Regions from separate parts of the Homo sapiens genome. Here region 2 is linked to region 1. A link is a contact called in ENCODE Hi-C data. All regions are on one chromosome and are shown on one strand. The core of a region is the stretch at or near the end of the contact, and the rest is flanking DNA. Distances in the headings are between cores, read along the strand shown. Region 1 holds the start of LY86 (lymphocyte antigen 86). Region 2 overlaps ADTRP (androgen dependent TFPI regulating protein).

What was found. Hi-C counts contacts between places; a loop is a spot of excess contacts on that map. Pooled maps may share reads with other maps.
Region 2: a loop to region 1 is called in a map with no recorded cell type, with 35 times the contacts of the local background. The contact joins the enhancer-like site here to the promoter of LY86 in region 1. A Hi-C loop is called at or near these places in 2 of 37 single-sample maps with no recorded cell type and 2 of 50 pooled maps.

The regions. Positions count from the first base shown.
Region 1 is chr6:6,585,704-6,591,568 of GRCh38, reverse strand. LY86 (lymphocyte antigen 86) reads right to left here and starts at 2,849. Exons shown (of 5, transcript NM_004271.4): 1 at 2,699-2,849. The coding sequence starts at 2,834. All of the region lies in intron 1 of LY86-AS1 (LY86 antisense RNA 1), which reads left to right. RefSeq lists enhancers at 4,323-4,452, 4,463-4,552.
Region 2 is chr6:11,729,082-11,734,946 of GRCh38, reverse strand. All of the region lies in intron 4 of ADTRP (androgen dependent TFPI regulating protein), which reads left to right. LOC124901258 (a long non-coding RNA gene) reads right to left here. Exons shown (of 2, transcript XR_007059452.1): 2 at 3,700-4,889. Among named protein-coding and RNA genes, the nearest start is that of ADTRP, 47 kb to the left of the region's middle. RefSeq lists enhancers at 2,190-2,279, 2,560-2,859, 5,244-5,413 and a cis regulatory region at 5,328. Within about 2 kb of position 2,651, at least 17 of the 41 ENCODE cell types and tissues checked have a DNase peak (open chromatin) inside an H3K27ac peak, as active enhancers do.

The DNA of each region.
Region 1 (5,865 bases), core at 1,600-4,099:
GGTGGCCTCCACCAACATGAGGTGTTATCATTAGTATTTTCATCAGTCTTTAAGCCTCAACTTAGGCTTGGTGACTCCTTTTCCAACAGATCCAGATACCAACCTCACCATCGTCTGACTACTATGTCCCTGGTGCACAATGCCTGCCTTCACTACAGCCTTTCACACAAAGCATTTACCCTGTTGCTTAATTGTCTGATCGTCCCACTCCCTTGGATGAGAACTGCATCTCTTCCATCTCTTATTCTGAGTGGCTTGGCTAAGACATTCACTGACTCCATGGGGAAACTTCACCTACAGAGGAAAGAGCCATCCTCCTGTGGGCAGGTGATGTGTCCTTGTTCTTTCCCTGACGTGCCCAGTCCTCTTGCAAGTGACTTGAAAGGATGCACCAGCCTGGCTGCAGGCAGAGGGTGAGTCTGGGAGACAGATCAGCTGTGGCAACCTTTATGCAAGGATGAATTGGAAAAACCAACCCTGACCAGTCCATTTATCTCACATCTTGCTTCTCATCCTGCACTGAAAATGAATGGGATACTAGTGGTCCTGACGCCATGGGAAAACCTAGAGTGACAAGATCAGCACTTCCAGCATCCAGTCGTTCATTCTCTTTTACTTATTTTTAATTTTTGTGTGTGTGTGCACTTCAATGTCCCTTATTTTTAAAAGTGAGGTCAAATTGAACAAATGGCCCTGGTGACTAGAGTGACCATCTGGACCTCTCTGGGCAGCTCTTTGGGTGGCAGTTGTAGGATCAGGTACTTGCTCAAGCACTGCATCCTCATCACTCCCCAGCTTAGAGTGAGGCCAATTCAGATGCTTAATCAACTTCTCTTTTCCATCTCCTGTAGTTCAAACGGCATTTTGCCCCCATCTCCCTCCAAAGTGGCAGATATCACAATGCCATGCGTTTGCACAAGCCAGTCCCTCTAACAGCAGATGTGATCCTGAGGCTGGGCTCCTGAGTTGCTCCCCACTTGGGAGCCCTGTATGGGATGAATTGCATCCCCTCAAATTTATGTATTGAAGTCCCAACCCCCAGTACAGTACAGCCCCCTTATCCAAGATTTCACTTTCCAAGGTTTCGGTTACTCTCAGCCAACTGCAGTCCAAAAATATTAAATAGAAAATTCCAGAAATAATTCATTAGTTTGACATTGAGCATCCTCCTGAGTAGCATGATGAAATCTCGTGCTGCCCAGCCCACCAGGAACACGAATTGTCTAGAATATCCATGTTGTCTCTACTACCGGCCTGTCCGTCACTTAGTAGCTGTCTCATTTATTGGGTCCAAAAACCATAGTATATGTAGGGTTCAAAACGATCTATGATTTCAGGCATCCACTGGGAGTCTTGGAACGTATTCCTAGCAGACTGGGGGGGGACTACGGTATCTTAGAATGTGACTGTATGTGGAGATAGGGTCTTTTTTTTTTTTTTTTTTTTTTTTAAGACAGAGTTTCGCTCCTCTTGCCCAGGCTGGAGTACAATGGCACGATCTTGGCTCACTGCAACCTCCACCTCCTGGGTTCAAGCAATTCTGCCTCAGCCTCCCAAGTAGCTGGGATTACAGGCGCGTGCCACCATGCCCAGCTAATTTTATATTTTTAGTAGAAACAGGGTTTTTCCATGTTGGTCAGGCTGGTCTTGAATGCTTGACCTCAAGTGGTTCACCCTCCTCAGCCTCCCAAAGTGCTGGGATTACAGGTGTGAGCCATCATGCCCTGCTGGAGATAGGGTCTTTAAAGAGCTGATTAAGCTAAAGTGAGGCCATGGAGGTGGGCCCTAATCTGATATGATTGTGTACTTATAAGAAGAGGAGATGAGGACACAGATGTACACAGAGGGAAGAGCACATGAGGAGACAGGGAGAAGATGCCACCTAGAAGCAAAGAAGAGAGGTCTCAGGAGAAACCAGCCCAGCTTCCAGAGCTGTGAGGAAATAAATCTGTTATTTAAGTCCCCAGCCTGTGGTGGTTTGTTATGGCAGCCCTAGCTGACTAAGACACAGCCCGATTGGTTGGTTCTGACACTTCTTACCACAGTTCACTGCATTCTCTTCACTGAATTGCAATTATCTGTTGGCGTATTGGGTTGGCCCGCTGGGGTGACAGGCCTGGCATATGCACTTTTATTATCTCTAGCACTGAGAAACCCTGGCATTGATAGCTGCATGCGAAGTGCTTGCTGAATTCATGAGAGCTACTGCTGCAGTGAAAGCTCTGAAAGTGTCCAGAGAGGGACAGGAATCTTCTCTTTGGGCAGAAGTGATCTTTTCACTTCACTTGCAAAGTACATCAGATGGAAAGGTAGCCCAGGTGTACGGTGTTGAGGAAGGGCCTACTGGAAGCTGCTTTTCCTAATTTTCAGCTGGTGAGGTTTGATGATTTGGTAGACTCACTGATCATTTTGTTCTTTTTTGGGTTCTGTGGTGTTAGTAAATGGCTATATTTAGATTCAATTTCTCTTTCTTGTACTCTTTGTTGTTCTGCCATTCTCTTCCGCTCCCAGTCCTGGCCCCACCGCTCCTTCTTCCAAAAGCTCCCAGTGGCCCTCCCAGACCTGCTGCAGGTGGAGAAAGTGTTCAGCTGCTGGTCCCCTCTCCCCTCCCACCCCAACTCCAACTGAGCACTAGCGGCTCACATCTGTGGGCCTTGCTTTCCCCATAAACACACATGGGTGTACTGCAAGGGCTTACCGCAACTCTGGTAGAGCACTTCCAAGCCGCTGTCGCTACAGACCACGTGTGTGGGCCAGGCTTTCCCACCGCCGCCTCCACTGCAGCTGGGAAAAATCAGAGTCCAGAGGAAGAGAGTGGCTGTGAAACCCTTCATGGTGGGGGCCTGTATGGGACACACAGAAAAATAACCGGCCAATAAAAAGCCTGTAAAATTTCTTCCTCTCCCCTCACCAAGGCAGTTGGATGTTCAGTTTCACTTCTCAAATTTTAGACTCGCTGGGAACCACAGTCAGAAGTAAAAGGCTGAGAGCAGAGGCATTTGAATACTGTTCCCCCAGGACCTTGAATCTACAGGTGTGGCTGGTCTGGTCTGGGGTAGGATGCGTGCTGACTTTCTGCTTTCACAGGGAGAGGGTCAGTAGTGATGCGTGAACTTACCTCTTGGGGGCCCCTCAGAACAGCCTCCACCCCCAGGTGAGGCTGTAAACTTGGGAAAGACAAAGCGCAGGCCACCATCTGTTTCCCATCTCCAGCCCCCGAGTCTCTGCAGGCTCTTGATGCAGGCTGTGTATGGACCCAGGGACCTGGCTGCAGCCAGCAGGCAGCAGTTGATAGCACGAGGGCTACAGAATGACATTTGGAATCTGGAATGAGGCTTTGGCCCTATTGTCACTTTCCTCTCCTCTGGCTTTGGCTCTGCTCTTAGGTTTGGGATTTTAGCAGTGAATTGTCCAGCTGCAGAACAGACCTTGTTTTGGGAGCTGCAGATGTGGTCTCTGGAGATGAGGCAGAGGCAATAGCCCTGAGAAGTGAGCCGTGTTCTATTTCTGGGTTTGGCTTGGTAGAAAAAGTAGGAAGGGTGGGGAGGTGGGGCCACCCTTAAGGAGGCTGGTTTGCTGGTTTTGGTGTTAGTGGGATCATTGACATCACATCTCACTTTCTCTTCAAAGCCAAGATTCTGTCTTCCTTCTTCCATGTATCTCTATTCTGCTGCAGGACAGCAAGGTTTCTCAGTCTTGATTCCTCAACCCCGCCCCAGCTTCACCTTAATGTAAGAGGACCAGAGTCAGTGCCAAGGTCAGCAGATTTCAGGAGCAATAGAAAACACTATTTTCCCTGGGAGGAACAGCATTTTTCTGAATGCACTAGGTAAATTTACTATTTCTGCTGATGGCTAAGCAAAAATTAGAGTTAGCTCAAAACTTTTTTTGAAATAGGTGGAACATAATTACCAATAAATTAATTGGTAAATAATTTGGATTTCTTGATAGACATCAGAGAGTGGTCATTTGGAGAAGGAACAGTTGTGGATTGATTATTTTTAGGTACCTCTGCAAATAAGTTCAGTGATGATGGCTTTCAACAGCAGTTCTCAAAGTGCGGCCTGGGAAGATGACAGCCTCAGCTTCCACTGGGGGCTTGTTAGAGATGCAAATTCTGGGCTACTCAAGACCTATTAAATCAGAAACTCTGGGGGGCGGGACTCACCATTCTGGATTTTCACAAGCCCTCCAGGTGTGCCTGATGCAGTCTCAAGTTTGAGAACTGCTGGCTTTTACAGAACATAAAGCGAAGGTTGAGCCCCAAGGGAGTGGTGGGAAGTTGCTCTAAGAAGAGACAAGGTGGCCCCTCTGGCCTGTGTGAGCGGAAGGCAGCTGCGCTGTGAGCAAGATCTCGGGAGATGAGAGTCTGAAGCTTATGGTGAGAGCAGCGGCCCTGGTGGAAGCGTGGTAGCCCCTAGAAGGTCCAGGATGGAACACAGAAGCTTTCCCTTGGGATATGTGAGTGCTCCAGCAGTTGTAAAGAGAGCTCTGAACATATGTGAGTGAGGAGAGCAATTGAGGGTGAGAACTTCCTTCCCTGCAAAGTGCGTCATGATTGACACTGGAGGAGGAGTCCAGGAGTGCAGGGCAGGGAGCAGAAAACCTAGCAGAGAGCTGTGGGCAGCTGTGGCAGGGAAATGGTCTTAGTATGTTCTGGCTGCCATAACAAATACCTTAGACTGGGTGGCTTAAATGACAAGCATTTATTTCTCACCATTTTGGAGGGTGGAGGTCCAAAGTTGGAGATTAAGGTGCTAGAAGATTCAGTGTCTGGTGAGGGGCCTCTGGTTCACAAATGGTGCCTTCTGGCTGTGCCCTCACATGGTGGAAGGGGCGAAGGGTTTCTCTTAGGCCTCTTTTATAAAGGCACTAATCCCATGTATGAGAGCTCCATTCTTATGACCTAATCACCTCCCAAAGGCCTTTCCTCCTAATACCATCACCTTGAGGCTTAGGATTTCAACATATGAGTTTGGGCAGGGCCACAAACATTGGCTTTATTGCAGAAACAGTGTCATCTGAAGACAGGGGTACAGATTCTTGAGAATCAAAAGACCTGGAAATGAAAGGAATCATAATTCAGGGATCGCACTAGCATTTAGAAATATTCCAAATGGACCAATCAGGAACCTTGTGATCATGGTGACCCTAGGACATTGGTCTTCAGGCTAGAGTGGTCTTCAGGGCATCAGCGTCAGCTGGGGGGCTTGTTAACATGCAGATTGCTGGACCCCACCCCAGAGTTTCTGCTCCTGTGTGTCTGGTGAGGCCTGAGAACCTGTGTTTCTAACATGTTCCCAGGTGATGCCAGTGTTGTTGATCTGGGGCCACATTCTGAGGACCTCTGGTTTAGCTTACAGAATTTGATCATTTGCAGAATGTACAATTAAAAAAAATCTTCTTAATAAAATGTTTTGTTTTATGACAGATGGCATTTTATATAACACATATATAACATACCCATATAGGATTAAGAGTAAGCCACATTCTCTAAGGAATTCTACTTACTAGTTCTGCCTACTGAAAATGGGATTTGATTGAAATCATTAGTTATGGCCGTCTAGTTCAGAAATCAACCCATAATGATGTCTGGAGTTCTTTAACTAGAACCTTTATAAAGACAGCCAGAGTGTTCTTTGAGAATGTCCTATTCCCTAATTATAGAATAAAATTAGAATCGGTTTATGGTAGTTATTTAAAATATGGTTATGTCTACGTAATGGTAACCAAACACACACATACTGTCAGGCTTTGATGCTGACTTCTAATCTCTTAGCAGGCTGTAGCTGAAGAAGCTGTGCTCTGGTCTCATTCAGATTTCTTTTCTACTTTTTGGACAATCCTCCTCTTCTTCCATGTCTC
Region 2 (5,865 bases), core at 1,402-3,901, 5.1 Mb before region 1:
AAACTTTTCTTCCATTCTATAACCTTCTCATCTAGCACCATGCTTTTGTTCCTTCTGAAAGAAAGAGGCTTGCTGAACACAAGACCTGCAGATTGGAAGCTAATCAGTGTTCCTTCTCTAGACTCACACAAGCTATTCATGTGTGACAATCTGGACAACCCTCCGATCCCTATATGCGGGGAAGTTTAGTTCAGTTCAGTGCTCTGTCAGGGATGGAAGCGCAGAGAGAGAGAGAGAGAGTGCATTCCAAAGAACATGGGCTCTAGCAGTGCCTGTTTTATGGACTCGACCAGCCTCTGTCTTAGAGCAAATAAACTTGGTGCCCAGACCTCATCTGCTGTTTTCTCCCTAGCCCTTCCTTCCCTTTTGTGGTGTCTACCCCTCCCACCTTTCTGTGCCCCTCTTTCCCTGAGTACCCAAATCTTTCTTCTCCCATCTTAAAGAAAGCACTTGCTCAATAAATCTACCCCCAGACTCCAGTGCTCTATATTGTTCTTCAGCCTCTGAAGCCTTTACATTTTAACAAAGGGAATTTCAGAGAACGAGGCTTAAGCTTGGGTCCTACTGATAGTTGATGTCTGGAGCACTCTGTTGAAAAGGATTCTGAGGCATTACCAAGAAAAAGTTGTGTGATTATTTGGCAATGACTTTCAATAGCATGACAATGGACAGTGGTAAGATATATGCTATGTGTTTGCCATATCTGGCTTAATACAAAGGAATATATCCCTAAAGACAGAGTATCTGGGACCTGGATTGGGGTAAGAGTATAGACACATAAAGATTTTGTTGTTGTTGTTCTTGCATGTGTTGAAGAGAAGCAAAGTGGAATCTAGCTGATTATACACATGAATTTGTATGCTGTATTTTTTTTGGTGGTCTTTAACTTACTCTTTTATTGCCAAGTGTAAATCTGGTAGTTCATATATATGTTATTACCTTTTACTTACTAATGTCTTCTACCTAAGGACTTGTAAGTTGATTTTCAGTTCACATATCTGACCCTTGTTTTTCTTTTCCTTTTTGGGGATGAAGAAGATGAAAAGCACCTAAGGCCACTGCTGTTATTGGGGAAAATTGTAGTGGCTATAAAAATGAGTAGTAGAGGCCAGGAGGTTGGTTTGTCAGTACCTGGGCGGGTGTCCCCATGATGCAGGTAATTAGGATGTTGGAGAAAGAAATGCCACAGGATGGGAGCCAGGTACAAGTGCATCGTTATCCATTCAGTGGTTCACCAGCGCCAGGCACTGTGCTAAAATATGGAGGATACAGTGAAGTTCAGGAAACCTGCTACCTTTAGAGGCTGTCCGGGAAAGAGGAGCATAACAGACAGTGGGAGACAGGGTGATAGGACTGTAATAGGCATAAGCCCAGGATGCTATGGGCACACAGAGAGATGTGCAGGACTGGCTTCTTAAAGGGAAGCACTGTCTAAGCTGAGGCCCAAGGAATGAATAAGAATAGGTCAAAAGAGACATGGAAAAGACCTTCAGGCAGAAAAAACAGCATCTGCAAAGGGCTGGAGGAGCTGAGGGTATGGCTGAATTGGAGGACAGGGTAAAGCCAGGTCGTAAATCCACATTAGTGCGTTTGGACTTTTAAACCAAGTGCTTTTCTGTAGAAAAGTGTTATAATCAGAGGAATGAAATGATGTGGTTTATGTAAGAAAGCTGATTAGAAAGATGATTCTGGCTGAAGTGTGGACATTAGACTGAAGAGGAACAAGACAGGTAGACCAGTTGGTGGCATTGCTGGTAACTCAGGGGAGTTGATGTTAGCCAACTGATGATAACATCAGTCAATCCACAAATAAAATCAGAGAGTGTGAACAATGGGAGGTGACTTAGAGATGACTTAGCATTGGAAAACTAAATCTCCAGTAGGGTAGATGACATGCCCATGGTCATATGGCAGAGGTGGGGTAGAGATGCAAAGCTGGTACTTGAGCCAACTAAAACTGAGGTCTCCTCTCTCCAAATCCAGTTGTCTTTCCACTGTGTTTACATGGCCAGGTATTTGTTCAATTCCCAGTGTGTGCAAAACCATTCAGCTAAATGCTGGATGGATGGGCATGCACAAAGCTTGACCTAGCTCTGCACTTTGAAATCTTTCACGTGTTGTTCCCAGCTCTATGTGCTTGGATTAGACATTAAAGTACTGGTAATGAAGGGAGTGGAGGGAAGGGATGGAGACCTGTCACCAGCAGGAACGTGACTGGGTGAGCCCCAGTGCCCAGTGGGGAGCTGAGGTGGTTTGGGATTTCGTCCTTCATGAAAAATGCTAAGTTGGTATTTGGTCCACTAAGCCCCATTTTTGCTAGAACAAATCAAATATAGACACTTAAAGGAGGGTGTTTGATGTGATCCTGTTGATGGAAGCATCTCTATTTCTGCTCACGCCCTGGTTAGAGGAGCTCAGACTCTTTGGTGCCTGCCAACCCCACCCTTACGCAGTTTCCAGGGCCCCTGGCTCCTCACAGCCACAGATGGCCATGAAGTTCTACAAACTGCAGACACCCATGGAGACGTTTTAGGGAAGTGGCTATGGGCCCACTGTCAGATGTGCCAGTTTGGACAGTCAAATGGGGAAATGGCATAACACGAATGAGGTAAAGAGCATGGGCTCGGGCCAGAGGGAGCGTGAGAAACGAACATGAGTCAGGAAAACGGCACTGAAGCTGAGCTGGAGAAGCATTTCACCGCCGAAACCATGTTCAAATGACCTAAAAATAGTTCCTGAGACCGTGGGGACCGCCTTACATGTGGTGGTTGCTTTTAGTTATTTTTCAGATTGCAAAATTGAAGAGCTCTCCCCTAAGTGGGAAAATAAAGCTTTGCAAAATAGTAATGACTGCAAAGCTTTCATTTCCTTTGGAAAGCATTAGTCACCTTTAAATATGGTAGCTCACTTATTTCTCCCTTCTCTCCTACCCCAAAACACCTCACCTAGTTCTCCCTGAGGCAGTGGTGAGGAGCAAAAAAATAGAAATGTTCCTTCTGCTGGTTTTTATTCTTTCTTTTATTGAATAAATATTTTCCCTAACACATGGTTGGTCCTGCCCAGAAAAGCAATGTTATATCAGGCCAAGCTTCAGCCTGCAGGGGGTTTATCCTTAATAAGTGGAGATGACCCATGCATACAAATTATAAGTGCAGAAGATGGAAAGTGGTAAAACCTCATAAAAAAAACACAAGGAGCCACAGAAAAGGAAGAGTTTGCATCCAGCTGAGCGGTGTGGGAAGGGCACTGTGGAAGGCATGCATTGGATCTGAGCCCTGAAGGACCGGCAGGATTGGAGCTAGAAAAAATGAGAGAAGGTAAACAAAAGGAGCACAGTCCCAAGGCCAGGAGAGTGCAGAAAGCGTGAGAGCAAGGGTCAGTAATTCTCTTTGCTGGACCTGTTTGTGAAAGAGACTAATGAGAAATATCCCTGGAACTACCCACTCATGAAGGCTTGCAGATGGCAGACTAGAGGATGTTGGACATAGTATAGAAAATGGGAGCATTTGTTGTTGCTGTTGTTTGTTTGTTTGTTTGGAGTGGAAGCAAGGGTGAGCAGTATTTGTAACTTGGCCAGCAAATTATGCTTTAAAATGTCATTCTTGACAATAGTGCTTCAAATAAGTTGGAGTGACAAGAGATGGGAAACAAAATAAAATATAAACCAATATAAAAATAAAAACTAGCCAGCACATTATGTACTTTGATCACAATGTCTTAGTTTTTATGTATGGTTATTTCACAGTTCCAGTGATATCCCCAAGCACCCTTCTGCCTTGGAGGTCTTGGTCCAGTTTTCCAAGGAGTTCCAATAATCTGCTGAGTGCTCACACATGCCCCTGTCGTGCACTGCACAACCCATGCTGCACACTGTTCTGAGCATTGTTCTTACACACAGATAGCAAAACTGTAATCCCCACTGGGTCCAACATCCCCACCTGGCACAGTGTTAAGGGTTAGCACACCATGCCCACTGCTGATGCCAACAGTGTCATTTACCCATCAGCCCCCTGTGTTGGTAGAATTAACAATGTTACTCGCCACAGCAACCACCCCAGCTGGCCTGGAGTGCATCATCACACTGCTCTTGGTAGACCAGAAACCTACTGATGCTGCAGGTGTCCCTGCTAGTGTGTAAAGTATTGCATGCCCCGTACAAACACTGCACAGATATGCAGCTGTCACCCAGCCTTGGGGCAGATGTTTGTAAAGTCCCTTCCCCAAAGTAGTTGCTATGAGGCAAGAGAGAGAATTACTTTCTTTTATACTGTGCTCTCCAGGGTAAGATCCCTCAGCAAAGCTTCCTGGGTTCCCAGAAGTAACAGTTCTTTAAATTCATGCCTCATTTACAAATACATGTACACATCTTACCCTGAGAATACATTAAAAACTGCCAAGGGGTGGACTAAGCTGAGTTCCAGGACCAGCCACCTTGCCATTTCCAGAATCAGCAATTCTCTTCTTCTCTTTCTGGTTTTTATTCATTTTTCTATTGAATAAATATTTTCCCTAACACATGGTTGGTCCTGCTCAGAACCAACCATGTTGTGAACTCCCTACCAGAGCCACTGTTACCGTTTCCAAAATATGACCTTCAACTGAGATCATCCAGGTCAACCATAGCTTTATAACCTCAACTCAGCAGGGATTGGAATCTCAGCACCATTTTCCACAGAAGAAATCCTTACCCTACCTGTAAATTCATATATGAAAATTAATTAAAAAGATGCCACACAACACATCCTTGTTGTCAACATGCGGGGTCCAGCCCAGCCAGGATCCAAACTGAAGAGGGATGGAGGTGGAGGACTAGGAGAGGAGAGGGTATCTCATCTCCTGCTCTTCTCATCTTTCCTGTTCAAACCTTAGTTCTTATTCAACCAAAATGCCTGTAACAGAAATCAGAAATAATAACGGCATGAAGAGAGTAAAACTGTAGAATCAGAAATGAGAGACATGCCTGAGACACATTGTTGAAACAACAGAATAGGTTTTATGGATTGATTGACATGTACCACACAAATGAAAAGGAAAAATTAGGATAATTCTAAAAATTTTAAGTTAGTAGACAAGAAAAATGGTGATTCCATTGATAGATGAAAATGAATTGTGAAAGTAATCGTCTTGGGTATAAGTAAAACAGTCAGTTTAATATCCCATATCTAGGTCTCATTTCAAAAATACTCTGGTTTAATTGGTTCAGGATATGCCCTCAGCATTGGAATTTTTAAGGCCCTCAAGTCAATTCTAATTTTGAGACAAGATTGAGAATCACCTGCCTGGAGGAATTTCCATTCAGAAATTCAGACCCTGCAGTCTCAAGAAAGATGGGGCTGAGGAGATGCAGCTAGTTGAACCCTCGTGGAGTGACAAGATTGCTGGAAAGAGAGAGAGGAGAGAGGGAAGATAAGTAAGAAGCAAACACCAGGGAAAGGCCCTCCTCTCAGGGACAGGAGGGGGAAGGAGCAGCAAAGGTAGCAAGGAATTACCAGGTAGTAGAAGGGCAGGAAGTTAGAAAACCATGGGCCCTGAAGGCAGAGAGGCTTCAAACTGGAAGGGGGTGTCTCAGGGAGGGGTTGGGCAACAGCTCTAAATGCCGTGATGAGGTTGCCACCCCAATGACTCTCATCACTGCCGACACCTCAACATCTAGGTAAACTATTTGACTAACACTCTAGCCTTGCAGTTTCTCCTGACTCTTTCTGTTTGATTTATTCTCCTGGGCTGGAAAGACGTGACCTGAGGGTTAACACCGAAAGAAAGAATTATATGCCCAAAGCCCACAAAACTCCGTTATCTGTTTATCTGCCACCCACAGACGTCGGTATTTCTCTACTGATAAGACGCAGAAGTTATGAATTTCTT